Regions from separate parts of the Homo sapiens genome. Here region 1 is linked to region 2. A link is an interaction called in ENCODE POLR2A ChIA-PET data of the cell type or tissue named here. Cell type or tissue: MCF 10A. All regions are shown on one strand. Links, peaks and the distances in the headings refer to the core of each region. The heading gives the core; the rest is flanking DNA. Region 1 overlaps RAD51B (RAD51 paralog B). Region 2 overlaps RAD51B (RAD51 paralog B).

Evidence for each region. Peaks named below come from ENCODE experiments on the same cell type or tissue, not always from the same donor. Only the 100,000 strongest peaks of a DNase experiment are listed, where the experiment ranks them.
Region 1: POLR2A ChIA-PET joins it to region 2 with 5 read pairs; 2 of 35 experiments call an interaction of 5 or more read pairs at or near these places.

The regions. Positions count from the first base shown.
Region 1 is chr14:68,275,718-68,291,335 of GRCh38, reverse strand. All of the region lies in intron 7 of RAD51B (RAD51 paralog B), which reads right to left. Among named protein-coding and RNA genes, the nearest start is that of RAD51B-AS1, 400 kb to the left of the region's middle. RefSeq lists enhancers at 5,796-5,845, 6,006-6,065, 6,116-6,165, 7,902-7,971, 11,221-11,390 and a silencer at 12,070-12,364. In MCF 10A, for the core only: no CTCF peak of the experiment used is centred there; no DNase peak of the experiment used is centred there.
Region 2 is chr14:68,148,734-68,164,351 of GRCh38, reverse strand. The region is part of intron 7 of RAD51B (RAD51 paralog B); the gene reads right to left. All of the region lies in intron 2 of LOC105370546 (a long non-coding RNA gene), which reads left to right. It also overlaps the pseudogene RN7SL706P. Among named protein-coding and RNA genes, the nearest start is that of RAD51B, 340 kb to the right of the region's middle. In MCF 10A, for the core only: no CTCF peak of the experiment used is centred there; a DNase peak (open chromatin) is centred at 6,071.

The DNA of each region.
Region 1 (15,618 bases), core at 925-3,424, 130 kb before region 2:
GCTACTCTACTCGGGAGGCTGAGGCAGGAGAATCGCTTGAATCCGAGAGGCGGAGGTTGTGGTGAGCCGAGATTGCACCATTGCACTCTAGCCTGGACAACAAGAGCGAAATTCCATCTCAAAAATAAATAAATAAATAAAAATAAATTAAAAACAAAATAAAATAAAATTGCAACCACAACCTAAGATATTACTGGTGTTGAATACAATTAATAATTTAAAATTTGGGGACAGGCACAGTGGCTCATGCCTGTAATCCCAGCACTTTGGGAGGCTGAGGCGGGCGAATCGCCTGAGGTCAGGAGTTTGAGACCAGCCTTGCCAATGTGGAGAAACCCTGTCTCTACTAAAAATACCAAAAATTAGCCGGGCATAGTAGCAGGCGCCTGTAGTCCTAGCTACTCAGGAGGCTGAGACAGGAGAATTGCTTGAACCCGGCAGGCCGAGGTTGCAGTGAGCTTAGATCGTGCCATTGCACTCCAGCCTGGGCAACAAGAGAGAAACTCTGTCTCAAATAAATAAATAAATAAATAAATAAAAATAAATAAATAAAATAAAATTTGGATGCCTGTGGCTTCTTTGCTTGTTATCGTTAAAAGTCAGAGTTTTATTTCCAAATTTGTGATATAGGAATGAATGAGTTTGACTCTAAAGAAATAACACTCCTCTTTTAAATAGTTAAATTCTAACATAAAATTCTAACAAAAAAAAGTCCAAAGTCTCACTGTGTATTTAAGACACAAATGAGCATAATCCTACTTATACAAAATAAAGTTCATAACATTTAAGATCCCTGGAAAGGACTCTAATACTACCTAATTCATGTGGTCGAATGCCACACAAATTTTCAAATTTGGTATAGTCAAGAAACTATTCCTAAAAAATTCTCATTTGTAAAACCTACCTTATTGTTTAGAAGCCTAGAGGAAGAATAAATACAGATTCTTTTCTGGAAAATTATAACATAATGAATACCACAATCATTTTCCAAGGTTTAGATGTTCTCATCGTGGGAAGAAACTATGAGCATCTTGGTCACTCAGAGGCAATGTCCCTTCTGAAAGGGGCACTAGGCATTTAGTGCACAATTCAGTGCTTGGAATATTTGTCTAGCTGGACTGTGCTGGTCTGAAACAAGGGTCAGCTATGGTTTTGTTGCTACCCTGATTTGAACAGAAATGGAAGTTGCCTCCATTTTTTATTATCCAGCTTTTCAGCCACACCTCTGTCACTGTATCCTGAATGGACCAGTGACACATTATAAATCCTATATCAATGGCAGCTTAATTGAGGGCTGAGAGGGACCGGGACGGCAAGGTCAGGTAAAGAAATGAATTACTCGAGTAGCAAAGACAATCTTTTAAGTTCTGTGTGCCCACTGGGCTTGTGAGTCTCCAGTCACTCTGCAGCAATAATCAGATATTGCAGGATTCCACTCAGTATTTGCTAATCTTATCTCTCATATTCTTTCGTATTGCTACTTTCCATAGACTGGTGAGAATCACCTAAGATATGTCTTCAATTAAAGTGGCTGGAAATGGTCAAGTAGCCTCCTTGAAATAACTGTTCAGCTCTATGAGTATAAATAAGGAACTGTGTTCATTGCTCTTTTTTTTTTTTTTGAGACAGGATCTCACTCTGTTGCCCAGTCTGGAGTGCAATAGCGTGATCTCAGCTCACTGCAACCTCTGCCTCCCAGGTTCAAGCATTTCTCCTGCCTCAGCTTCCCAAGTAGCTGGGACTACAGGCTTGTGCCACCATGCCCGGCTAATTTTGTATTTTTAGTAGAGATGGGGTTTCACCATGCTGGCCAGGCTGGTCTAGAACTCCTGACCTAAAATGATCCACCCACCTCGGCCTCCCAGAGTGCTGGGATTACAGGCATGAGCCACCATGCCCGGCCATTTCTCTTTTATAATATAGGGTATGAGCTTTGAAGTTCAGTAAAACTGGGTTCAAATTCCAATTTTGATCCTGTGTACCTTTGAGCTTCATTTGTTCATAGGTAAAATAATATCTATCTCATAGAATTTTTATGAGAATTAAATGAGACAATCAATGTAAGATACTTAAAGTATCTGACACATAGTAAATATTCAATAAATAGAAGCAATTGTTGTTATTGTTATTATTTCCTTCAGAATGAGCATATACAGGTTAATAAATTAGTATATGCCATAGGCTCCAGGCAGTTGGTTCTAACAATAGAACACTAAATCACAATTTTCTATATCAGGATATACTTTGGTACCTGATCATTTCTACCTATTTTAGTCCTTCCTAAGTTTTATTTAATTGCAAAGAATTTGTGTAAAAATCTTAGTAAGAAAAATATAGTCATTTAAATCAAGGCCAATAAGATACTGACATTGCTCTGAAAATACTATGTGCTTTATCTACCAATAAACTGAATAATGTATTTGTCTATCTTAGTTAAAAAAAATGTGGAACTTCTGAGAGATCTAAATGTGTCAGCTCTAATATTTTTGTGATTCTTTTAAATGATGGCTTGGTGAAAATGATTGGGACTCCAATGATATGGTTAATAGTAATGAGAAAAAAATTCTTACTTAATACCTACCATGCAAAGCATGTCACCATATACATGGGGGAAATCAAGATATAAAGGTACTGTATGCTCCAGAAACTTACAAATTCAATGACAAGGCACTGACTAAAATATTTAGACCACTTTTCCTCAGTTTTATTCTCACTTCACTGGTTCTGTAATGGAAACCTGTACTGAGATGACGGTTTTATTGTACAGAACTAATGAAATGCTACCTTACAGAACCTAAAACTGAACTACAGATATACCTCAAAAGATACCCAGCATCATTTCCACTTCTGGTGAAAGAGTAGATGGGGAAGAAAATATTCACTCCCCAATGGCAAAAGAACAAGCTCCTAACTTATTTTGCTAATAATCCTCTCCCTTTTAATTACATGTCTTAAAGCCAAATCACCAAAGGGATACATAGCAACCAAACTCAGGGCTTTGCTAATCATGCCATCTTACTGAATTGTTGTGGTTTTCTAAATCTGTTTTCAGCAAAAAGGATAGAATGAAAACATTTCCCAAAGCATTGATTACAATCATCACAACTTGGGAAGAAGACTATAGGTATATTTTCCTCTGAGGCAATCAAGAGACTTGAAAACTATACTCTTAAAATAACACATGAAATACTATTATAATTTATAAACAGACTCAACACAGTCTGGTTTCTAACTGACGCTTCATGGGGTTTTCCTGCTGCTTTGCTCCATGGGAAAGACTGAGTCTTCTGATGCTCAGTACTAAATTTGTGTAAGAGCAATTTGCACAGTGTTTAGGACAAGGGCTTTGGAATCAGACCTGAACTTAGATCCTGGGCTCTACCATTTACTCGCTGTGTGACATGGAGCAAGCTTCATAGTCTCTCTGGGTATGATAATACTTAGCTCACATGGTTCTGAGGATTCAGCTGGATAACGCACAGGTAGTCCTTAGCACAGTACCCGGCCTATGGAAAATGTTACCCCACCACTGTCATTAGTTATCCTTTGCTGATTTATACCTTGCTTGTTTAGCTATAAAACCCATGCCTGATTCCCTTTTATACAGCATATAGGCCACTACTGACAAATAACAAATATTTGCTGTCAATATGTTCAAAAGCAATAACAATTTAATTGAAAGTACATATGCTATTTTTGCTATTTCCCTAAAATAAGGCTTATTGAAAACACGCAACACACCCCCAACACCACCAATTACAATGCAAGACCAGAGTGGGATTCTTGGACAAAGGAAAAGATAGATATTTTTAATGGTCATGATTAGGTCTGAAGCCAGGAATAGACAGAATCCAACTTAATCAGCTTCTCTCGAGGAAGAAGAATACCATCCACCTATTAGAAGGAACAAGAAACCCTATATTTGTATAAAGTAACTTCTGTCTCAACTCAACTTTATATATGAGAGAATGCTTACTCCCAAAGCTTCTTTGCATTGCCCTCTTAACTGTATGCTGCTTACAGAGGTGCACCTGTATAGGAAATGGCACCTCATATAGTGTCACATAGACCTTGAGTCCCATTTTTAATGCCTTCCCACAAGGAAAAATAGGGAGAAAAATTAAGATCTTTAAAAAAGAAATACGGGGTATAGATTCATAGACCACCCAGTAGGTCCTCCTTTCACAGCCAGCAAGGCATATAAGCTAGAGAAAAGAGATAGAGGGGAACCAGTTAAAGATGGGATGAACTGCTAAGGCAGAAGGCTGGGAATCAATGTCATTTTGGTCAGAAGGCAGAGGCTCCTGGCCAGGAAAATCCAACCAACACACACACAACACACACACTAATGAAAATAGATGACTTATTTCCACTAAGTATTTAAAAAGTAGCTTAAGGCAGCAAATACCTTGAGTTAAGAGAGAATAAGCAGAATTAACTGGTCATTAGTCAGAGGATTGAGCCAACTGAGCCCAACTCTCTGCCAGTCTATGTGCCCAATGCAGACCCTCTGCCTTCAGCTGACTCATCTTTCTTTAGCTAGGCTATGACTAGACTATACCCAGGCTACACCTACCCTCTGCTCAAGCTTAATGTTCCTGGCCTTTAAGGGACAATGTATATGTCAATTCTAACTTACTCTACATTGAAGGTTAGAAATATCTTTGGTGGGGTGGAAGGGGAGGGGGCCCCATGAGTAGCCATTTTGTATACTGGAGCCTTCCATGAGTACTAGAATGTACAGGTGAAGAGAAAATTGGATAGCACTGGAGACCTGAGTGGGAAATGGCCAGGCCTGAAGACACAGCCTTTGATAGAAACAGCTCATTTTACCTGACTTTTGGTGGGGGACAAAGAAGAGGGAGTTTGTGGTCAGCCAGGGATAGAATAGGTTGGAATGTGATATCTGGTCCTGTTTGGTCAGCAGAAGAGATATTCATGATCAGCAAAATAATTATTCGATATTTAAAAGTCAGATTTTTTAAGGACCCAAGAATCTGACAAACGCCATCACTGAGATTTCTGTGGGGGCAGCTGAGAGGCAAATTTTGTAATCCCCATTTTCCACCAAGTGAACTGGAGTCACCTAAGACCAATAGTACAGATGAGATAAGGGCATGCAGGCTTCCCTGCCTGCTCTCCTTCCTAAGGCAACATGGGACACAGGAGAAGAGAGAGAAACTCTCAGCTCAGATCTACTGACAGGTGACTTCTCCAGGCCTTAATGTCATGGTCTAGAGAATTCCACCTATAAAAGTAATAAACAAATAAATCTAATATCCAGAAATACACTGAAAGATGGTCAAGATGCTACACTGTAACAAGATCAATCTTGTGATAAAAGTCTTTTCAGACTCTGCTAATAAATACCATAAATCAAGTAGGTCAATGGCTTCCGCTTCTATGAAAGTCAAGTATGTGAGGCAATCTTATATGAATTTTGACAAATTTTTGGTGGTTTTCAGTGGCTCTTGATAACATGTGGTTATCATTTCCGGCGCCCACGGGAAGTTTTGAAACTAAATTTTTCATGGAACTCATGTCTCTGTGCAACAGAGTTGAAGGGGTAGGCTGGGCTAGAGGATTCACGAAGCAACCTCAGGCATCTCAGGGGCATTTCTAGCCCATAAAAACACCTGCTTCCTCCTCCCGCCCACTCCCTGGCAGAAACCTGCCACAATCTAACACACATCAGGAAGTTTCAAAATCACTTTAACTGGGCCAGGATGGCGAGGTGCAGTGATAGTCCGTCCTGATACTTCTAGCTCTCAAGTAAACAGCAGCCCCTGGATAATCTGGGTGGCCAGAGAGAGACGCAAGAAGAGAATGTGGGTGCTGAGTCTACTCACCAACCCGCCTGGCACTAAATCCAATGCTTTCAAAGTGACGAGGCTCTGCCTTTCATCAGCTCTGAAGGCACAGTTAATCTTTTTTTCCTTTTTGTACTAAAAATGGTCTCTCTGCTTAAGGCACAGCTTTAAAAATGTTACTTTTGTATCTGAAGTGATCCTAATTGCCATATATGACAGTGACCTAGCCTTTCTATCCAAACAGAGGCCTGGGATAAGTCAGAAATTCAAGTTTTAATCCTGGCTCTGTTAAGGGTTACTGAATGCCTTGCTTTTAAGGAGACAGAGACCGGAACTTTCCTGTGAGAAATTGTTCAGGTCCATTGAGTCCTTTCATCACTAAGGTTTGAGAGAAAGGCCTGGAGTGGTTTTCCCCATGCTGTCCTCCTGCTCCCCAACCATGACGGTGTCTGCCCCAACCTGTCTGCTGTGGTAGGAGCTGGAGGTGAGAAGGAGACAAGAGGAAGAAAGAGAATAAGGAAAGCAATGAGGGCAAGAGGCAGAAGGAAGAGAGTGAGAACAGGGTAGGTCCAGAAAGGCCACGCTCCCAGACGCATGCCTCTCCCCATCCCAAACCCTTCCTGTCCACATCCAGCTTTGTATAGAGATACCCAATATTTGTTACGGAGTTTGAGCGTCACAAAAACAAATGTGGTTTTAGTATTTGCTGGCTTAGTTTTGCCATGCTCTGGAAAATCAAAAATCATTCCACGATTAAAAAAAAAAAACACAAAAATAAACTTTTATCTTAGCTTCAGCTCAGAAAATATCAACTGTCAGTTCTAGAATAAAAGCTGATAAGGTTTCAATATTCCAGCCTGCCATTTCCATCTTGAAGGACTGCACAACAATTGTTTTCTGGGAAATTCTGAAAGGCTGTGGGGAATTTTTCTTGTGAAATATTTGTGGAGAAGAGGCCAAACTTCAATTTGGCTTGAAGAAAACATGGGTGTGGGAGTCAGGCAGACTTTTATTTCTGGCACTGTCACTAACCTGCTGTGCAATTCTGGGAAATTCTCCTAACCTCTCTGTACCTAAAAGTGTTGAGTCCACAAAAGATATGCAGAGAATGAATGTATAACAACTGTTAATGTAGCAGTCTGCTTAGAATAAATGTTTCATATATTTCACCCACATTAGGATGAGTGCTGTACTCAAAATTCCACCTTTGCATTGCTTATCTTCAACCTTAAGAAATCCATCCTACACAGAACCAATGGCAGTGGCCAAGGAAAAGGGGATGAAGGAGCAACTTGAAATAATTTGTGTTTATGGTGAGAATGCTTCCAATCTTAATAAGTTCATACCTCTTATTATCAGCCCTGAGGAAAACTGTCTTCTGTAGATTTCACTGTGAAATCCACAGGCAAAGCTAGAGAAACACTCTGCCTAGTAGGGGAGCCCCTAAAGAAGAGAGTGGCTCAGTCTGAGGGAATGCAGAAGGAGGAGGTGAAAAAAAATCTCCTCAGCTTTGCACAAGCACACACTCGCTCAATCACAGAGGGGGCTGACGCAAGTAGTGCTTCCGTGCTACTTTTGACCACTGAGTTCAGAAAAATGCATTGAAGTAGAATTGTGTCTGCCATTTGGCAAAAGTAAACACACAAGATAACCATGTGGCTCCCTAAGGCAGCTTTCTCTTTGGCCTACTTCTCTTGGGGTGCACATGCAAGGGGATGCAGTGGAAACTGTGGGCCGGCAGCTACCGTGCCATAGACATAGGTGTGGAGAGCTATGGTTCCACTGCTGGCTGCCCCACTGGCCCCAATGGGCTGAGGTTAGCACGTGTTGGTTCCGGATCTCAGATGGGGCCGGCAGTTGTAAAGAGGCCACAAACAGCAAGCTAGTGTGCTGTTTCCACCTTCAGCCCAACCCCGACGGCATCCTGTCAGTGATCTTGGGCCCACTGCAGGAAATAACATGCACAATTGGTGAACTGTGACAATGCAGCCACAGTGGCTTCCAGTGGTGTATTCGCCAACTGTGTGCAATTTTGCAGTTAGTATGAGGCCAAAAAAGTCTCTGGCCAGCTAGAACCTGGAAGAGAACAAGGCCAATGGTCAGATGACTCTGAGGTTCACATGGATGTGGAAGAAACTATCCTACCAGCCTTCTGCTGCACTGTACGTGTCCTGTGGCCAAGTTGCTTTGGTGTGTAGTTGGGTATCCTTGCCTGCTACCTGATCACTGCCCACTGAGTCCCATAGAAAGGCAGAGGAGGTGAATTTCCAGCAGCTCCCCGAGTTTCTGCTGACCTTTTTAGGTGTTTTTATTACCTGTGGTGCTTTCTATTCATGTGTACTCCTGGGCTCTGGGGATTCCCCTCCCTTTGATTTACAAGGAGGATTAGAAAGACACAGCTTTGTGATCGGTCCCTCACAGACGGCTGGTATTAAGTGATTTCCCCTTCTTAGACTCATTTGAGGCCAAGAAAACAGTTCTGTTGAATCACTTGCTCCTTGGAGGTATGAAAATAGGGCACTTGGGGGAGTCCAACCTGATAAATACCAACATTGATACCCTTCAGCCTCAGCTACACTTCCAGTGGCATATAGTAGAGCGGAGTTGAAGCAGAGGAGTCTCGGGTCCCCCCCAGCCTCTGAGAAACCTCCAGTGGAGAGTAAGCAACTCTGGGCTTACTGCTTGTATTTCTGTGCCACCAGCACAAATGGCATCCTAACCACCAAGGGCTCTCCAAACTCACTGCCTGGAGAGGTGCAACCAATTCTATCTCCAGAGTGAATCTGTAGCATAAAATGGGAGCAAAGGCCACTCACTATGTATTGAAACAGAGGTCACAAGGTCTGCCTAGGAACAAATTTCCAAGTTAGCCACCTCATCAGATATGCTCTTGAACAAAAGTTATTTATTTGATGTCCTCAAGGAAGGGATATTGTGTAAGGTGTTATTTTTAAAAGGAGGGGTGGGGGCAGCTGAAGCAATGCTGTCTGTGTCTGTACTTAAAGAAATGACATCAATATAGACACACAATAATAACCTACAATTAAACAGACTCAACACAGGAGACACACATAAGAAGAACAAGTCCAGAACAAATATATTGAAATGGCTAAATATTTACATGGTAAGTAGGGGCAGGCTTCCTCCCACGGTGATGCCCTTGGAGTGGAGATCTTCTATCATGGTTACTAACATTCAAACTCCCAATCATGTGGTACAAGCCCGTTAAAAAGGATGTCCTGAGGCTGGGCATGGTGGCTCATGCCTGTAATCCCAGCATTTTGGGAGGCCGAGGCAGGTGGACCACCTGAGATCAGGAGTTCAAGACCAGCCTGGCCAACATGGTGAAACCCTGTCTCTACTAAAACTACAAAAAATTAGTCAGGCGTTGTGGTGCGTGCCTGTAATCCCAGCTACTGGGGAGGCTGAGGCAGGAGAATCGCTTGAACCCAGGAGGTGGAGGTTACAGTGAGCTAAGGTCACGCCATTGCACTCCAGCCTAGGCAACAAGAGCAAAACTCCATCTCAAAAGAAAAAAAAAAAAAAAAGGATGTCCTGGCCAAAGGCAGATCACACTTGAGGCACAAGCCCTACTGCCAGATGCCAAACAGGTTTTTAGTCTCTGATACTGGCTTGGAAATGGCCTCCTGGAACACTGTCCAAATGGGAAACGTGAGGCTTTCAGGACTCAAGAGTCGCTAGAGAGGAAGGTGAGGCATATATGCTGTGCACTGGCTAAACCTGCCCAGTACAACTGCATGTGGGTGCTAGACCATAGTTTTTCTCCCTCATTTTCAGGTAGCTATTTGTCGCCTCTCATATGACATCATTAATAAGAATAACCATGTCATTTTACACGTATATGGTACTTTATACTTTTCAGGGTATGTTCACAGAATGGTCTTAGCTGATCCTCAATGCAGAGTGAGGGGAGCTGGGAAGTGACTGAAGCAGCTGTCCTGGGTTAGGAGGGTGGACTCTGGAGTCAGATCCCCTGGGCTTCCAGCTCAGCTCCACTGCCTACTAGTTGTAGATTATTTATTCCACACCTACTCAGGTAGATTAGTTAATGTCTCTGTGCCTCACTTTCTTCAACTGTATAATTGGCATAGCAATCTTACCTATTTAAGGATAAATGAGTTAGCATATAAAGCACTTAAGACAGTGCCTAACACATATTAATATTATCCTTTTACTTATTATTCTATTGCGTTCAATTATTCCAATAGGAAAACCAAGGCTTATAACATTCTCGTTCTAATTTCTCTATTTCTCATGGTTTACCCACCCCAAATGCCCCAGTCTGAAATAGCCTCCTTTACTCTGTAAGTTTCCATCTTTGAGGGGCCAGTTCAAATCCTACCTTTTCCATGATATCTTTGCTAACTATTCTAGCCCTAACTTTTCTCTCACTTCTTAATACTCATACTTTACTTCTTTTTCTTCTATTTTTTTTTTCATTTTTTTTTGAGACAGGCTCTTGCTCTGCCATCCAGACTAAACTGCAGTAGTGCAATCACGGCTCACTGCAGCCTTGAACTCCTGAGCTCAAGCGTTCCTCCCACCTCAGACACAAGAGGAGCTGGGAACAGAGGCATGCACCACCACACCCGGCCAATGTTTTATTTTTTGTAGAGACGGAGTTTCCCTATGTTCCCAGCCCAGGCTGGTCTCAAACTCCAAGGGTCAAGTGATCCTCCTGCCTTGGCCTCCCAAAGTGCTGGGTTTACAGGTGTGAGCCACCTTGCCCTAGATAATACCCTGACTTTAGAATCAATACCAAGTAACTTAGTACAAGACTTTTTATGTCATTTGTGTTATCCTTCTCTCTCTATGGTGCACATTTCATGAGATTTTATGTGTTTCTACATCTCTAACCCTATTCTAAAGGAGTGAAGGAGGAAGAGAGGAAACTCACGTTCACTAAGCATTTCCTATGTGTCAGACCCCTACCAATTGCTTGAGTTGTGTTGGCTTATTTTATCCTCACAACTCAGTGAGGTAAACGTTATCATCCTGGTTGTAAAGATGAGGAAACTGAGGTTCAAGAAGTTGAGGTATTTTTTGAGATCAAATAGCTGGCACATGGGAGCACCAGACGCAGACCTGGTCTACCTGGCTCTCTAGTCTATCACATAAAAAGGTTCTCAATATGAAAACTCATGGTCCCACGGATATTTGTGGATTAATTTCCTCAGAATAAGGCATTCACTGATATCAGATTAACCAAGTCCCATTTGTTTAATGCAAAATCATTCATAAAGAAAAAACTGTACAAAATGTTTAAGTATAAAACAAATTTTGAGTAGCAAGAAGAAACCAGTCAACTGTTAGAATTCTGTTTGTTAGAGTTGGAAACACTGAGTCTTCAGGCAGGAGGAACCATGCTCCAGTAGGTCCGGCAAGGGAAAGGACACAGACTCCTGGGTTCTATTTCTGTCTTGGCCACCAACCACTCTGCTAATATTTTCACTTCTGCTGAAATGTGATGACGAGAGTTTCAGAAGATTGGTTGTCACATAAGAACAGAATAAGAGCAGGCAGTTAGCTGGTTAAATGTGGAAGAGCCACAAACAACACTGGGATCTGGAATAGGAGTTCACAGGTGGGAAAAATTCCATTTGGGCATTTGTCTTCTCAGTTTCATTTCAACGCACAGAGAGCAGCATGGGTCTGGAACCAGTCTTAAATATACGTGATGATAGTATCTGTGTTTTCAAATGCATACCTCTAAAACTAAAGGTCTTTAGTTTAAGAAATATTTTCTTGTTTTTCCTATTTGAAATGATATTTGTATTTATTTTTCGGATGGGTTGCTCTGTACAATGGTAGTGCTAAATAAGAAAAAAAATAATTAATTCTTAATATATTTGGGAACCAGCGCATGAAGTATATTAGTACCTCTATAACCTGACAGAGGTCCTGGCCTTATGTTAAAGACTCAGCTAGGATAGAGGTGATAGGGCCAGGGGTTTGTCTTTGGTCTTTGAAGTCATCTAGCCAAGAGGCCAGGCTGTTTAACGACTGGTAACTGAGGAGGGTTTATGGCTGTTCCTGCAGTCCTTCAAGGTATACCATGATCCCTTTGAAAAAAGGGACACAGAAGCTGGAAACACTGACTACCAATCCTACATACCTAAAGTCCCACTGAATTCAGAATCCTGGAGTTCTGAGCAAATCTCATGGAAGCCGTCCTGCCTTCATCAAGGCCTGGAAAGGCATCACTGCCGAGAACAGATGCCCACATGCTTTGGAATGAGAGGACAAGCAAGCTTTTTTCTGTCTGGTTATTGACAACACGGTGTTCCTTCTCATGGACTCCTCCTGCCCTCCCTAGCACCACACTGAAATGACTAAATCTGCCTGTTGGCTCCAGTGAATCCAGTCAAATAAGTCAATTCTCTTTAAGTTTGTGGTCTCAACTCCTTGTTGGTTTATTGCAAAATTAAAGGGCATACAGAGTAGAACCATCAATCAGTAACCAGCAGAGGAATAAGCTCTTTGTGGAATGTACTGAGAAGCAGGAAAGAAGAAAAAATGAAAAGAAACCTCATGAAATGGTCATTTGTTAGGAGAACAGAAAAAAAAAAATCTGCATTTCACATGCAACATCATTTAGGAAAAGTCTTATTAAAGGTTTCCTATCTCACCAGGAGAGCAAGCACAGGAACGCAAAGAAAAATCCCTCAAAATGACCTGCCATCTATTAGTGCTGGTTTCTTGTGGGTTTTGCTGTATTCCATAGACACAGCCTGAGATCATGTGGCCCAAGGGCTGGAACAGTGACTCAGCAGGCTCAGGACCAGGGAAAGGAGATGAGAAGCCACTGTTGTTTATTACAAAACAAAACAAACAAACAAACAAATGTAACTGGCTCTTTCAGCCCTCTACCGCATGCTGACCTTCCCTTAGCACCCCTTTATTTAAAGTACCCAGTGCCATGTCTTACTTGGAATTTTTAACAAATGCAATTTGATCAGGGTGAAAACTGAAGAGCACTACATAGTCTAGACAAAGAAAACTAACATTTACTGGGTACCCAGTGAGTATCAAACACCATGTTCAGTGCCTTAGTTACAGACCTCCTTTCATCCTCATCGTAACACCATGAGGTAGGTGACATTATTCCTCTTTTAAGGATAAAGATATTAAGTGACTTGCCTGGCTTGCAGCAAGCAGCAACATCAATGTGACTACAAAATCCCTTCTTTCAAATAGATTCACCATTTCAAGCATGGCACCAGGAAAACTACTATGTGGCATTCTAAATCCTTCTGGAAGAAATGAAATTGGTAGTACTGGAAATAGTATAAGGGTAACTCACCAGCTGTGTCTACCTTGTACATTTTTTTCTCTAGATAAATTTCTTCTCTAGGGCAACTAGTATTGCCTATTTCATAGGAGAGAAAAGCAAGATGCCAAGAAGTGTAGGAAATTTCTGGCACTGGTAGGCAAAAGAGCCAATAGAACACAGCACGCCTCTGGCTGGTCGCAGTGGCTCACGCCTGTAATCCCAACATTTTGGGAGGCCAAGACGGGCAGATCATTTTAGTCCAGGAGTTCAAGACCAGCCTGGCCAACATGGCAAAACCCTGTCTCTACCAAAAATACAAAAATTAGCCAGGCATGGTGGCACGCGCCTATAGTCCCAGCTATTTGGTAGGCTGAGGCACATGAGAGAATTGCTTGAACCTGGGAGACGGAGGTTGCAGTGAGCCAAGATTATGCCACTACACTCCAGCCTGGATGACAAAGCGAGACTCTGTCTCAAAAACAAACAAAAAAAACCCCCAGAACATACCTCTGATTCTCACCTGTGGCAAGATGTAGCCTTTGAAATACTATGGTAATAGATAAGAATTATTTACATTGCTTTAAAATAATGAACGGGCCATATATATAATATACACATTTATATGAATATAAAATTTCATCTGAACATCTTTATCAACATCAATAAGGTATATATTATATCTCTTTCCGTATCAGAGAGAAAAAGTGACTTGCCTAAAGTTTACAGCATATAAATGGGCCTAAACCCAAGTCTGACTCCATATCTCATGGTCTTTACATTCCTTGATCCTGAAGGGGAGGGCACCTCCCAGAAAAAGAGGCAGACTGACGGTGAAAGAATAACCTCCATGAGAAAGCTAGGTCTTACTGGCTTTCTGAAATAAGGATGAGCTGCTTGTGAATTGTTATGTCCCGTGGAACTGGATCTTGGCTTCTCCTTTTTCTCTACACAGGTTTGACTATTAATAATAGCATTAGGACCTATGGCTGTCTCTGAGGGTTGTCGTCCATTACTAATGTGAGGCTCCTCGTAAGTGCTGGTTATGGTTTATGAGTAGTGGTCCCCTTCATTAATTCAGCCAAAGAGCTTCCAAGAGAGGACTATGGAAGTAAGAAGTGAGAGAAACCCATACCTGGGACTAAGGAGGTTCAGAGTGAGATTGCAAGGAGGTTAAAGAGTAAAGTTTATATTTAAGGCTTCCTTCCCTAACACTCACCATGTTCTCTCCGTCCTGAGTACTCCATAAGCTTTGTACACTCATCTTTTCAAGTGCAGCTAAAAGTGGGACCTGCTCCCCGACATCCTTTTCCCAGTAGCCAGTACTACCTCGGAGGGCTTTGAGGGCCCAAGACCCCATCCCTGTGCCATCCACCACTGCTCATAAATCTACACAGTCCTTTCTTCCCTACCCTCTTTCTGATGAACTAAGTCTTAAATATGTCTTACAGATGACTTTTGCTACAGAGCTGTGTATTTTTGAGGGAAGGCCCCTGCTGACATACCAATTGCACTAAAGCAGTTGCTCTGAAGTGGTGGGGACGGGTTTTGAATCTAGTTCTTCTCACTCCAGTTCCATACTAATTCCCCTACACATTCTTTTCCTTCCTCTTCTGAAATAGAAAACCTGGCTCAACATGTGACTGACAGACTCCCCTGTAGATACTGGAAGCATAGTTGAAATAAAAGCTGAATATCTCAGAAAACAAAATTACTCAAGTAATTAATTATTAAAATTAAAAATGTTATGAAAATACTTATTAAATACAAATCGTGGTTAAAACAAAGATAAGACTGATATTTTTCTGTTTAAAAAAAAAGTAAAATGAGTACGCAAATGAGCTAAAATGAAATGTAGCAAGTAATCCATGAAAAGAGGATGGATGGGAAGCTAGGAGATGGGAAGGTATGACTTCTCAATGGGAGACTCAGGGGAGGAGTCATTTGATCTGGGCCTTGAAGGAAGGGCCCAATTTGGACATTGAGAGTTATGTGGAAGGTCATTCTAAATGGCAGAAGAGGCCCCTATATTATGATAATTTGGATCTGCAGAGTATTTCAGAGGAGGAACTCTGGAATACTGGAAGTCATTAACAAGGTGACCAATCTGTCTCTTTCTATAATAACAGCACAGGTATTTATACCAGGGATTCATCTGTCTCAAAAAAGGAGCTCTTTGAAAAGCATGAAAACAGGCTCCCAGCTGGGAGACACTGGAGAGGACTTCCTTCTCCTGTTCACCTGCATCTCATGTCTGCATGATCCAACTTTACAGGAAGTAGAAGCAAGATGTCTACATAATCTCCTCCTACCACTGAACTTGGTTCCTACAGGACAGGTTCTTGCAGTAAGGACAAAAAAATAGAAATAACATGTCAGCTGAGAATTCAAGGGTGTGTGTGTGTGTGTGTGTGTGTGTGTGTGTGTGTGTGTGTGTGTGGAGAGCTAGTTTCAAACTGTATTTAGAAGCTAAATTCTGCTACAACACATCAAAGAATATCAGGCCCCATTACAGAG
Region 2 (15,618 bases), core at 5,128-7,627:
ATAATCAAATTCACGTACACTGTGCCTAGTTCATTTCTCTTCCATCCTAACAATTTCATTACCAGGTGATAGTCTTCATGATTTTATTAAAGGAAAGGAAATGCTCTAAGGCATTTATATAAATAAGGAATGCAAAGTAAATTGTTTTATATCATAGAAGTAAGAGACAGGAAATTTAAGGGCTCTGTAATTACTTTCCTGTGAAATTCTAAATAAGTCACTTGTTTAGTCAAGTGACCTGTCATCTCTGCTCTGTAAAATTGGGAATACCAAGCCCTATCACAAAGCAGTAAAGAGGAATAAACTGCTGATGGCACCAGGAAAATGTTTGTAAACAGATAAGAAATTTCAAATCTTCAAGAACATTTCTTCTCAAGAAAAATAGGACCATATTAATAATATATTAATTAACCCAGCACCATTTATTACAGTATTTTTTCAACTTTTTCATAAATAAATATTACTGTCCTTCCTAATGTGACAAAGGAACTTGCATTCTAACGAGTAAGAACTTGGGTGATTTGAAGATCAGAAACTGCCTTATTTCCAGGGAAACTGCAAATTGAATTCTATTAACAATGAATAGGTGACCTGTCTGTACACACATGCCTTACTAAAATATGCTAGGTGGGTGGCCATTAGGCACCTTAGTAGATGAGGATATGAATTAAGAAACAAGTGAGTCTAAGGATACAGAGCCAGTAAATAGGACTTGGGAAACAGAAGAAGGCAGGCGTTATAGCCAAGGAGGAAATTTAATATGGGAGCGGAAAGAGAGGCCAAAGAAAAATAGAAGAAATAGAAAAAGCAATGAGTATTCCTGAGATTAGGTAAAGAAGTGAGGCCAAAAAAATGGGCACGACAGGCATGAGCTGAAGGACCATCGGGGGATAGGAGAGATGGGAAGAAAGTCATCCATGTGAGATATCAAAGCAAGTCAGAATTATTCAGTTGAAATCAGAGGAATGTTCATTGATCTGGGTTGGGTCTGATAAGGTTAAAAAGAACCAGAGAAAGGAATGGACTTGTAATTCCATGCTGCATACAGTCATGAGAATTTGGAAAACAAGAAGAATTATTTGTATAAAACTGGCAAAACGAGAAAATGCTAAGCCTCAAATCTTCCGACTCCAACAATAAATTTGACTTGCTGGATTGTAAAAGATTTCTTATATGAAATCCATCTGTAGTATCACTCTACTCATTCAGCTCTTCTACTAGAATATTATCTGTGGTTTGACTACAGAAGCACAGCTTTCCCTGGATTCATTCAGATATGCACAATTCAGAAACGACTTGCAAGTCTCAAGGAGTCAGACAGTATAAACTATTTTCATGTCATTTAACAAGAAGGTTGATTTCTCTGAAGTGTCAAACCCAATAACTGCAGCTATAATACATTTAACGCATTCTTCTGCTTTCATTATTCTTTCACAAAGCACATGCTTACAGGAAGAAAATTTCTGTATGCTTTTTAGTACATTAAATCCCTTATTATCATCCAAAGTTTTAGAAATGCTTTGGCTCAGTTTTGTTTGTTTGTTTGTTTTGTTTTGTTTTGTTTTTTGAGACGGATTCTCGCTCTGTCATCCAGGCTGGAGTGCAGTGGCACAATCTTGGCTCACTGCAACCTCTGCCTCCTGGGTTCACACCATTCTCCTGCCTCAGCCTCCCGAGTAGCTGGGACTACAGGCGCCCGCCACCACACCCGGCTAATTTTTTGTATTTTTAGTCAAGACGGGGTTTCACCGTGTTAGCTAGGATGGTCTCGATCTCCTGACCTCATGATTCGCCTGCCTCCGCCTCCCAAAGTGCTAGTATTACTGGCGTGAGCCACTACGCCCGGCAGCTCGGATTTTAAAAAATAATTATTTCCCCTGGTATAGAAACTTCTATATGAAATATTAAAAGGCTTTTGAGATAAACTTATATATTTCCTTTAAAAGCATTCAGTATTCAATTTAAAATATCCCTAGATTTCTATTTTAAGAAAAAAATTATAGGACTTATTTTAGAATGAAAAATTATGTCTGGGAAGTTAGCTTAAACTTGCATAAAACAAATATTTTAAAAAGGAATTTACGTTCTATTGCAATTTACTCACTAACCAAGATAATTCAATATTCTAAAGTTAGCTTCTATGGAAATTAAAGGAAGTTTCCCTGAATTAAGAGACAACTTAATTATACCTACATGTATGAATTATTTCAATCCTGCTCTCTATTACTTATTTCTCTCAAAACTGATGTTAATAGTAACAGCCGAGAAATTGAACCTAAAAAGCAGGGTTTCTTAACCTTACCACTACTGACATTTTAGGCTGGGTAATTCTTTGTTGTGAGGAATTGTTCTGTGCACTACAGGAGGTATAGGCATCCTAGCCTCTATACAGTAGCACCACACTCACCTCTGTGCACAGTTGTGACAATAAAAAAATGTCTCCAGAAATTACCAAATTTCCTCTGGGGGCAAAATCCCTCCTTTTTGAAGAATACTGCTGTAAAGTGATGGCAACCATCATGGTTTCACATTAAGGAGAAGGAGGAAGAAGCATGATGTTCTAGGGATACAAGGTGTGGAGAAAAGAGATGGGCTTTAGATTTAGGCAGATTTGGGTCAAAGTTAAGATCCTATCACTCATTAGCTATGCAGCCTCGTGAAAATTCACTTAATTAATCCTCAACTTCCTCATAAATGAAGTGAGAATAGTAACATTTTAGTTGACATTTGTCTTTCCCTGTCCAGAATCCCTTTTGGGGGGAAAAGACTTAAAAAGTCGTCTCTTCCTTTAGAGGAAACAGATCTCTTCTACTCTCAATCCAGTCCCTGACCCAGGGTTGAACACATGAACCAGGTTCAGCCAGTGATTTAATTGCATTCGCCAGGCCTTAATGCCTAGTGCAGGGATGTGCATGTGACCTATGCTGGGCCAATTATACTCAATTCTGAGACTCTGGCTCAAGCAATCAGGAAAGATTCATTCCCTTTCTACTAAGGTTGCTAAGCTAGTAGAGTATACACCTGGTGCTACTACACAGGAAAAACCTGAATAATAATAAAGCCAACCCAGTAGAAAACACGAGAGAGAAAGCCCTGACAAAATGATGTGTAATACCTGAAGTCAGATCTACTCCTTAGATTTTTCAATTGTGTTAGCTAGTGAATTCTCTTTTAACTTAAGTCAGTGTGAGTTGGTTTTAGCCTATAAAGTGCCTATCTCAAACAGGTGTTGAGAGGACCAAGTAAAATGAAAATAATAGGCCTATAAAGAGCTTCCTTCCCTTGAGTCCCAATTTATAGAAATCAAAACAAACACAACGATATAAGAGCCTAAAACACAATACTGTGAAGGATCAAACAAAAGAACTCACGTCTTGGCTTTGAGCTCTTTTCAATAAACTGCTAGACATTCCAAGAGAGTTTCAATTCATGGAGCCAAAAATGACTATGTAATTACCATGCAATGTTACCAACAATCAAGCCAATGAAAAGCACTTGCAGATTCTGGTTTGTTTGCCACCATTGTTTGTAAGTGGCCAATAGTATGGGTTTGCTTATAAAGGTTCCATAGGTTGATTTTATTTTATTGCCAGAAGGCTGAAAAAGGGATTTAGTAGATTAAAGCAAAAATAATAGGATTGGGACTAGGGTGAATCAAGCAAGGCACCCACTTCAAATGCAAAATTTTAGGAGCTACTAAAAAACTCAGTAGTCAAGATATAATATTTAATGCAATATTTTAAAAAATCAAAATTAATCCCACAAATCCATAGTGAAGAAAATATCAGAATTTTAAATAAAGACAGGATCAGTGTCATTGGTCTTTCATTTTGCCTCAGGCTCCAATATGACTTGGCAGGGCATTGCAAAACAGAGTAAGATTTCTAAGTTGTAAGAAGCAGAGACATATTTGGTGTTCACAAATAGCATCAAAGACCTGACTGCACTTGAGTGGCAACCTATTAAGAACTCTGAATTGAAAGCTAGGGAACTCAGGTTCAAGTTCCAGCTCTGCCATACTAAGGTATGTAACACTGAGCAAATTACCTGGCCTTTCTAATTTTAGGTTCTGGCATAAATAAATGGAAAGATCTATACCAGATGATTATTAAGATCTTTCTTAGCTCTAAAGTTATATGATTCCTTTGTAAAATGGATTTCTTTTGATGTCTAAAAACAAATCACAGTGAGTATGTTACATTTCCCAGCATTTGCGTCATCTGGGAGCTCATGAAATAGCAAGCTTTAACCATGAAGTCTGTCAGTGAAAATAACCCAGGTTGAGGGTGATTTTTTTTTTTAATAATAGGAGTGTTCTCACATGTTTCAAATGCCGTTTGATTGTAAGTTCCTACAATGGGGAAGTCGGCAGTTTTCTGTTGTGGGTATAGGGTAGCAGGTTGATCTGTGTCTCTAAAAATTGAAATAATTCACATGGCTACCCAATGACAAGCCCATTGAAGCATAAAGTAATTGGGTTAATAAGTGACTGCTTATAATTCCCAAAAATAGGAAAATGAAAATCTAAAATTGACAACAAAGCACATGACAAACATCTGGAACGGGAGTAAGAAAAAAGTGTAATATATTAACGCTAAAGAAATGGCATAATATGTTAAAAGTAGTAAATGGTTAGAAAGCATTGGAAATAGAATGTAAAAACTGAGTATGAAAAACTAAAATGTCTGTGTTCAGGGTCCAAGCATATACTTTGTCTTTTTTTTTTTTTTTTGAGATGGAGTTTTGCTCTGTCACCCAGGCTGGAGCACAGTGGTGCGATCTCAGCTCACTGCAACCTCCACCTCCCAGGTTCAAGTGATTCTTCTGCCTCAGCCTCCCGAGTAGCTGGGATTACAGGCACACGCCATCGTGGCTGGCTAATTTTTGTATTTTTAGTAGAGACAGGGTTTCACCATGTTGGTCAGGCTTGTCTCGAACTCCTGACCTCATGATCCGCCCACCGCAGCCTCCCAAAGTGCTGGGATTACAGGCGTGAGCCACCGTGACCAGCCTCAATAGCATTTTTAAAAGAACCTTGCAAATGAAAATGAGCTATTTTTTTAATCAATTTTTTAAATTTTAACTTTTTAATACAAAATTTCAAAGACAAGGTAGACATGATAGTATTCATGATAACCCCCCTAAACAGACACACCCATTACCAGCTTTAATAATTGTCAACTCATGGCTGATGTTATTACATCTACACCCCCATCAATTTCCCCTATTCTCATAAAGGGCTACTCATTTTAAGCCCCAAAACAAACCTTTTGGGAGCATTAGTTTCCCTGTTTATACAATGAAGGCAATTATATTAACCTTCTCACCTACAATAAAAGTTGCAAAAAAAAAATAACCAAATCTTTGAGGCTCTTCTAACACTTACTTTGGTGTCTGCTTGTAAGAAATAAAAAGATAGAAAACAGAATCAACTTTTGTTTAAATAAGTCTTTCTTCTAGGCAGTTCAAAGTGCTTTGGGAGAATTTATCTTTCATTCTCCCAGCACCTCTATGTGGCCAATGAAAGTATTATTATTCACCTTCAGCAGATATAGAAATTAAAGGAAAAGGAAATTATTCAGGCCGGATCAAATGAAGAATCGACAGGAGAGGCAAAAATAAATCCAGGTTTTCTGACTTCCCGTGTTCTTTCATTACGATATGCCACTTTTACTCCTATTATAATACATGTGGTTGAAACAACTGTTTTCCCTAAATGAAATGGACTTATCCTCTATCAAAAATTTTATACATTTAAAAGTGCTATATAGAGCAGTGTTATACAACATTTAGGTGTTAAAGTATATTAACTGACTGACGTTAAAGTTCACTTTGTAGATTCACATAAGGCCACTCTTTAGTTGGTTCAGCTTACCTAAAGAAGACAGCAAAAAGTAAAGGAAGGAAATTAAACACATCTGTGGTTCACTAGAATTGAACAATTACAGTTCGGCATTTCATAGGTTTGAAATCTAAACCATTTACTTGGCAGATGCAAAAATTACTTCAGTGTTACACTGAAGAATTATACCATTTGGGTCCAGTCCATAGTGCCACAGGCATGGATGATGCAACTTCCAACTAAGTTACAGAGTATTTTTACAGCACTTACCAACTCATTATAACTTCATATATTTAAGACATTTTCCTTCCGATTCATACAATGGTTCCTGTTCATTGAGTTTAGTCAAGGCAGGTTGGGATGGTGGCTTGGGATGGGAGAAGAAAAAAAAAGGCTGTGTGAAGGGTGTGGTGAGAATAGTCTGCCACAAGCTAGGTCTCCCTGAATGTGGCCTATTATTCATTTTATGGGATAAATCAGGGCAAAAGCTCTTTCTCTTTCCATAGTCTCAATAATAGCCAGCTGTGGCTTGAGCAATGTCTTCTAGGATTATCACAGCAGAGATCACAGCTTCCTAAACACTCAGATGAATAGTTTAAAAATTTATATTAGAAGGGGATTCTTCTCCAATGATTTCTGACTTTGAAAATAATACTAATGGCCACGAGCTACCCAATGCCTGACTCCTATGGTTTTCTGACAAACTACATATAAATAAACAAACAAACCAAATAAATAAAAACAAATAGGTTTAAGTCATATTTCTTAAAAAAATAATAGTTTGTTATTGCCATTATTATTGTTTTTATTCAGGATGTAGAGCTCATCTGGATTGCTGCTTCTGAAATAAGACAGAAAACAGAATTACAATATAATAGAAAGGACAGTGAACTGGTAGTTAAGCAACCTAGGTTCTTCTATCTGCACTAACCAGCTCTGCTGGACAAGGCTGATATACTGCAGGACAGAAGTTTTCTGTCAAAAGAAATCCATGTTCCAAATGACTTCTCAGACTATTTTAGTTCTGAAATTCTTACACTACCTAATTCCATACCTTTTATTTTATTACTTCTATATAGTATCCCCATCTTTCACAATGCCATCCCTTTCATATAACATGCTTAAGTATGTTAATCAAATCTCTGTTGATTAGCTTATAGAAAACCTGTTTAAATCCAAAGCAAAGAAAAAGAAGCCCTTGTATTAAGTGAACTTTTAATAGCACTCTTTTATGGGTGTAAGTTAATATGAATAATAATATTTTCTAGTTCTCCAAATCCCCAAAGTAAGTCCCTTTTGCTTATTTTGTTTTTGAGATAGGCTCTTGCTCTGTCAACTAGGCTGGAGTGCAGTGGTGTAATCATGGTTCACTGCTGACTCAACCACCCAGGCTCAAGCAGTCTTCCCACCTCAGTCTCCCAGGTAGCTTGGACCACAGGTGCATGCCACCACACCTGGCTAATTTTTGTATTTTTTGTAGAGACAGCGTTTCACCATGTTGCCCAGGCTGGTCTCGAACTCCTGAGCTCAAGCATCTGCCTACTTCAGCCTCCCAAAATGCTAGGATTATAGGCATGAGGCACCATGCCTGGCTGTGAGTCCTTTTTAAATGGATGATATCCTCTTTAAATCAAAGAGATGCTATGGAACCAGGTGACCCATAATACCAAACAAAGGTTTACACTTTTATGTAAAAAAGTTCAAAATTCTGCCAAAAGAAAAAAAATTTACCAAGGTTTCCATTTTCAAACTTTCAAGAATAGCATTGGGTGTATTATCATTAATAAAAGGATAATAAAATCATAATTCATTATAGTTCAAACATTTTATCTTTTCCTAAATATTTCATGAATAAATATCACAGTGTACATGACCCCATTAGAATGAAGTTAAATACGAATAAACATAGAAATTTTTTAAAAACTGAGCCTTCTGGGCATACTGCATGCACAGCTTAATTCCAAACTAAGACCCAAGAATAGCAAGATATGCTACTGTCAGTTTCATAAAGGCAGAGAGAGAGAGAGAGAGAGAGAGAGAGAGAGAGAGAGAGAAATTTTCTAAGGTGCTTTCTTGACTTAAAAAGGGATTCCCCTAAAAGCTGGTAAGTAGATAAAGGAGAAACCAACCTTCCACACAAAAAGGCATAAAAAACTAGGAATAACAATGTTATAGCAAAATATTTTGGAATTTTAAAACTTGAAATACAAAGCCTTTCCCTGTGGAGATGAACTTCCATTCTGCAAGGACTCTGTCAACATTATCAACCTCAAACACTTGGCGCATGCACACACAAAAAAAGTGATGACATAGCAAATTGTCTGGAAACAAACAAATAAACAAAACTAGTATTCTCTCTCCCTGGAACCAGTGCTGCTCTGACAGAGCAGGCAAAGCAACCAGCATGTCAGGACTTCATTTTACAGTCTGTTTAATTGTTCTATTCCAATTCAACAGTCTGAGCCCCTCTTCAAAGTGCAAGACAGAAGAAACAAAAAGATCTTCCAAGATATTATCTAGTTCTTACTTCACTAGCTTCTATTGAAGAAACTCTAAATGCTAATTAGCCACATAAACTGGGCAGATGAACACCACGTCTCTATGTGTTACTAATCTTACACATAGACAGAGGAGGGTCTCTTTCTGCTCTGAGGGCCTCATCAATCAGAAATTCTTCACACTTGCTGAAAACTGCAAAAACCTTTGTATATTGCATCCTGGATTCACATTTGCATTCTAGCTACTGCTCTTTACCCATGAACTTTTCTACTTTTCAAACTGACTATTTATAAAAGGATAAAGCAGTAGCAGTAACTACCCTATCGCAATCTAGTTGAATTTTGCAACCATTTATTGACTTGGTTGCCATTATAGGAACCATAAGAAGAGGCTTTTCTGTATTTTTTGTGCTTCTTCTCTTGCCAAAAATCACTTGGTTCCCCAGTGAAGCCCAAATAACAAAGCAAAATAAGTAAAAACAAAAATCTCACACCTATTTTACCTCTATAAAGAAATATAGGCCGGGCGCGGTGGCTCATGCCTGTAATCTCAGCACTTTGGGAGGCCGAGGCGGGTGGATCATGAGATCAAGAGATCGAGACCATCCTGGCCAACATGGTGAAACCCCGTCTCTACTAAAAAATACAAAAAATTAGCTGGGCATGGTGGCGGGCACCTGTAGTCCCAGCTACTTGGGAGGCTGAGGCAGGAGAATGGCGTGAACCCGGGAGGCGGAGCTTGCAGTGAGCTGAGATCACGCCACTGCACTCCAGCCTGGGCAATAGAGCGAGACTCCACCTCAAAAAAAAAAAAAAGAAATATAATACTATACTATGATACCAACCCAGCTCCCCTTGCGTAATTTCCTTTTATATAACATGTTCAACAAAACTTACCATTCTAGTAGCTTGTACATGTCTTTCCCCCCAAAATTCAGTAATCTACCCATTGATATGGTCAACAATGGTACAAAAAATTGTGTTATGCAAATGTTTATGAAGAATATGAGTGGGAGGAAGACTAGATAATGGTAATTCTCAGATTAATTCTCTTTCCTAACTCTCTATAATGAAATGTCATGGATCTTTCAGTTAGAGATTCCCTGTTTTGTGATTGGTCATTTCTAGAACTACCAATGAAAACTTAAAGGAAGATCTCTGAGCACTTTTGCTTTTGACAAAGATTAAGTAACAGGGACCAGATTTACCCTACCACCTAAAACAACCAACAATACTTTTCAAGAAACAAAACAAACAGAACAATGTCTTTTCAAGACACTGGACATCTGGTAAGAGATGAGGGAAAAAAAAAAAAAAGGAAAGTTCTACAATTTCCTCAGGCCATTACCTTAAGAGAATTTCTAGGTTGTGTTGCATGAAGAGGGAACACAGGTGGAATCCAACAGGCTCCCTGAAGTGAGGAGAAGGAGCTGAAAATTCAGAGAAAAGAAGACAGCTAAAGTTCACAGAAGAGATCTTAGAGAGTCTCCCTCAAATATTCATCAGAGTACTGATTAGTGCATGCATGTAAGGAAACTGCCTGAGGCTAGAGAAAGAATGCTCTGAGAGGAGTAGAGGGTAGAGTGCCTGGCACTCATACAGGACCAAGAATAATGCCTATTTTTACGAATAAGAATGGAAAACTTCATAATGCATGAAGCATTGGATAGAATACTCAGACGGGTCTTGCCTTGATGGTGGGGAATGATTAGCTTTAAATTAAATAGTTCTGCCAAAACAAATCCTGAAAGCAAGATCCAAAAGGATGTGTTTCCAAGTAACTTAACTGCATCCCAAAACAAAGTTTAAAATTTATAGGAATACAAATATCTTGCACCCAAAAAGGTGAAATTCACAATGTCTGGTATCTAATCAAAGATAACCAGGCATGCAAAACAAGCAAGAAAATACAACTCACAGTGAGGAGAAAAATCAACCAATTGAAATTAACTCAGAACTGACACAGATACTAGAGTTAGCAGACAAGGTGCTTTGTATAGTTAAAATAAGAAGACGATTAAAATACGACTCATGAATCACATGGCTTATTGACAAAGAGATTCTTTTCTCCCCCACAATGCTTAAACAGGTGGAGAATAATGAGAACAAATCTCTTAGGGAATACACTCAATAAATGAGATACACTAACCTCATAGTGTGTGAGTTTCCATTTCATTTAGAGTCTAATTATTAAAGTCTATTTGCCCAATTAGGGTGGAAGTAGGCCGCCATGAATACAAAGTCTAGTCAAAGTTTGAGGCATAAAACTATGCATCTGACAAATGTCTAATATCCGGCATATATAAGAAATGTAAATGAATTTACAAGAAAAAAACAACCCCATTAAAAAGGACATGAATAGACACTTTTCAAAAAAAGACATATATATGGCCAACGAGCATATGAAAAAAGCTCAATATCACTGATCATTAGAGAAATGCAAATCAAAACCACAATGAGATAATATCTCACACAAGTCAGAATGGCTATTATTATAAAGTCAAAAACTAACAGATGCTAGAGAGGTTGAGGAGAACAGGAAACACTTATACACTGCTGGTGGGAATGCAAATTAGTTCAACCATTGTGGAAAGCAGTGTGAAAATTCCTCAAAGAGCTAAAAATAGCACTACCATTCAGTAAATCAATGTGTACAAAGGAAAGATCACTGGAAAGGATAACCACTGGATAATTCAAATTTATTTATTATATTTATTTCTTATTATCAAAATATATTTTACAGATAATTGACTAAAACAAAATCGAGTGTGGGATTTATAACTAATGTATATTTAAATGTATGACAAGTACTGTAAGACTATTGTTAAGGTTCTTATACTATACGTAAAGTGGCACAGTAACACTTAAAGATATTGACCCAGCAATACTACTACTGGGTATATACCCAAAGGAATATAAATCATTCTACCATAAAGACATAGCACATGTATGTTCATTGCAGCACTATTCATAATAGCAAGGACATGGAATCAACCTAAATGCCCATAAATGGCAGACTGGAAAAAGAAAATGTGATATATATACACTATGGAATACTACACAGCCATAAAAAGGAATGAAATCATGTCTTTTGTGGGACCATGGATGGAGCTGGAGGCCATTATCCTTAGTGAACTAACACAGAAAAAGAAAATCAAATCACATGTTCTCACTTATCAGTAGGAGCTAAATGATGAAAACTGATGGACACAAAGAGGAGAACAACAGACACTGGAGCCTACTTGAAGGAAGAGAGTGGGAGGAGGGAGGAGCTAAAAAAAAAAAAAAGATTGGGTACTAAGCTTAGTACCTAGGTAATGAAATAATCTGTACAACCAACCCTGTGATACGAATTTCCCTATATAACAAAACTGCACATGTACCCCTGAACCTAATAAAAAAGTTAAAACAATTACCAATTTGTTAAGTTAAAAAAGCAAAAACAAACAAAAAACAACATCTGAGGCGTATCTTTTTACAAGAGATTCTAGGGAGTGATGATTTGACCAACACAATGGGGATCCACAACAACATGAAAAGTCCCTCAACACTAGCAAGTGGTGCTGATGTTGGCTGGCCAGGCTCAAAAGAATAACTCAAAGGCTAACAGAGAGTAGCCCTGCCACAGCCTACATTCTCAACGTATCTGTCAAAATCTTGGGTTTATATGTGTTTTAGAGTCCAGTAGTTGAGGACATATATGAGTTCATATATGTGGTCTGATAAGGTGTGATATAACATTTCCATGGGGAGGAAGATTACACTCTGTGTTCTTACCACAGCAAAACTTTTATCATTCATGCAGCAAATTATGTGTCTGGAATCATTTCAAAGCTACATAACACGAGAACATTAAAATAGTCTTTATGGCTGGGCATGGTGGTTCACGCCTGCAATCCCAGCACTTTGGGAGGCCAAGGTGGGCAGATCACCTGAGGTCTGGAGTTCGAAACCAGCCTGACCAAATGGAGAAACCCCGTCTCTAGTAAAAATACAAAAAATTAGCCAGGCATGGTGGCGCATGCCTGTAATCCCAGCTACTCAGGAGGCTGGGGCAGGAGAATCACTTGAACCCAGGAGGCGGAGGTTGTGGTGAGCCAAGATCATGCCATTGCACTCCAGCCTGGGCAACAAGAGTGAAACTCCATCTCAAAAAAAAAAAAAAAAAAAAAAAAAAAAAAAAAAAAAGTCTTTATAACTATAGTCCATGTTTGAAAAGTCAATAGAAATACTAAAAATACCCAAATCAAATTTCTAGTGGTAAACACTACAATGTCTGAGGTGACAAATACACTGGATAGAATTAATGGTAGATTAAACATTGCAAAAGAGATGATTAGAGAACTTGAAGGCATAACAATAGAAACTATGCAAACTGAAACACACACACACACACACAAAAAACCAAGAAAAATGAATGGAGCTGTGGGACATTAGTGAGCTGTGGGACAATTTCAGTTAGCTTTATATATGTGTAGTAAGAGACCCCAAAGATGAGAAGGTAGAGAGAGAAGAAAAATATTTGAAAACATAGTGGCCAAGATTTTTCCAAATTTGATGAAAATGCTAAACAAACATATCAAAAAAAGCTCAAGAAAACCCCAAGCATAAAAAGCAAAGAAAAGGACACAAAGGCACATCACAATCAATTTCTCAAAATCGAAGAGAAAAGAAAATCTCAAAAACAACAAGATTAAAAAAATTATATATATATGCAGAGGAACAAAGATAAGGATAAGCACAGTTTCTAGTCAGAAACAATAAAAGTCAAAATACAATAAAGCAATAACTACAAAAAGCTAAAAGAAAAAAATCTATCAATCTAGAATTCTATACCCAACAAAGATATCTTTCAAAAACAAAGGTAAAATAAAGACCTCTCAGATAAACAAAAGCTAAAATAATTCATCACAAGGAGACCTACACCACAAGACCTGATAGAGAAAATTCTTCAGGTAAATCTCATTCAGTAAATCAGTCTATACAAAGGAAAGATCACAGGAAATGGTAACCACTGGGTAATATATATTTATTAAATTTATTTTCTTATTATCAAAATATATTTTACAGATAATTGACTAAAATAAAACTCAGTGTGGGATTTATAACTAAAGTATATTTATGTGTAAGTAAAATGTATGACAACTACTTTAAGACTATCGTAAGGTTCTTATACTGTATGTAAAGTGGTATAATATCACTTCAAGATAGACTGTGATAAGTTAAAGATATATACTGTCAAATCCTATGGCCATCACTAAAATAACTACACAAGGAGTTACAGCTAATAGAACAATAGTAGAGGTAAATGGAATCATAAAAACACAAATCCAAAAACAAATAAGATATAAGGTTAATGTACATAAGTCAATTGCTTAGTTATATACTAGCAATGAGCAATTGGAATTTGAAATTAAAAACACAATACCATTTAGACTAGCATCAACAAAAGGGAAATACTTAGGTATAAACCAAACAAAATATGTACAAGACCTATGTAAGAAAATTATAAAACTTTCATGAAAGAAATCAAAGAAGATCTAAATAAGTGGAGAAATATTCTATGTTCATGGATAAGAAGACTCAATATTGTTAAGAAGTCAGTTCTTCCCAACTTAATCCATAAATTTGGTGCAATCTCAATCAAAATCCAAACAAGTTACTTTATGGATATGGACAAATTCTAAAGTTTATCTAGAAAGGAAACAAACTAATAGCCAACATAATACTGACAAAGAAAAACAAAGTTGGAGAAATAAAAGTCTTCAGGCTGGGCACGGTGGCTGATGCCAGTAATCCCAACACTTTGTGAGGCCAAGGTGGGTGGATCACCTGAGTCAGGAGTTTGAGACTAGCCTGACCAACATGGTGAAACCCTGTCTCTTGTTAAAAATACAAAATTAGCTGGGCGTGGTGGCGCATACCTGTAATCCCAACTACTTGGGAGGCTGAGGCAGGAGAATTGCTTGAACCTGGGAGGTGGAGGTTGCAGTGAGCTGAGATTGCACCATTGCACTCCAGCATGGATAACAAGAGTGAAACTCTGTCTCAAAAAAAAAAAAAGTCTTCAACTTCAAGACTTACTATAAAGCTACAGTAATCTGACAGGCATGGTGGCATGCACTTGTAGTCCCAGCTATTGGGAGGCTAAAGCAGAAAGACTGCTTGAGTACAGGAGTTCTGGGCTGTTGTGTGCTATGCCAATTGGATGTCCACATTTAGTTCAGCATCAATATGCTGAAAGCAGGGAACCAACCAGGTTGCCTAAAGAGGAATAAACTGGCCTAGATTGGAACTGGAGCACTCCAAAACTCCCATGCTGATCAGAAGTGGGATCAAGCCCATGAATAGCCACTGCACTCCATCCTGAGCCACATAGTGGGACCTCATCTCTTAAATGAATACATGCATACATTCACAAAGCTACAGTAATCAAGACAATGTGATATTGGTGAAAATATAGATAACTAGATAAATAGAACAAAATAGAGCCCAGAAACAGACTCACATAAATATAGTTAAATGAACCTTGACAAAGAAGCAAAGTCAATTCAATGCAGAAGGATAGTCTTTTCAACAAACGATGCTGGACCAAATAGTCATTCACATCAGTCTAAACACTGACCTTACACCTTTCAGAAAGATTAACTCAAAGTGGATCATAGAAGTAAATATACAATGCAAACTATAAAAATTCCAGACGATAACATAGAAAAAAATCTAGGTGATCTTGGGCTTGGCAATGAGTTTGAATATAACACTTAAAGCACAATCCATGAAAAAAAAATTGATGTTAGGCTTCATTAAAATTAAAAGCTTCTGCTCTGACAAAGACACTGTTAAGATAATGAATAGACAAACCAAATATTGGGAGAAAATTTTTACAAAACACCTATCTGATAAAGGACTTGCATCCACAGGACTCTTAAAACAGCAATAAGAAAACAAACAATCTGATTTTAAAAATGAGTAAAAGATCTGAACAGACACTTCTTCAAAGAAGTAACACAGATACCACTACACACCTGCAGATCCTCCTCAACTTACAGTGGGGTTATGACTCAATAAGTTCTTTGTAAATTGAAAACTCATAAGTCAAAAATAAATGTAATATACCTAACCTACAGAACATCATATCTTACTTGGCTTAGCCTATCTTAAACATGCTCAGAACACTTCCATTAGCCTACAGTTGGACAAAATCATCTAATGCAAAGCCTATGTTATAATAAAGTGCCAAATAACTCATACAATTTATTGAAGAGTACACTGCACAGT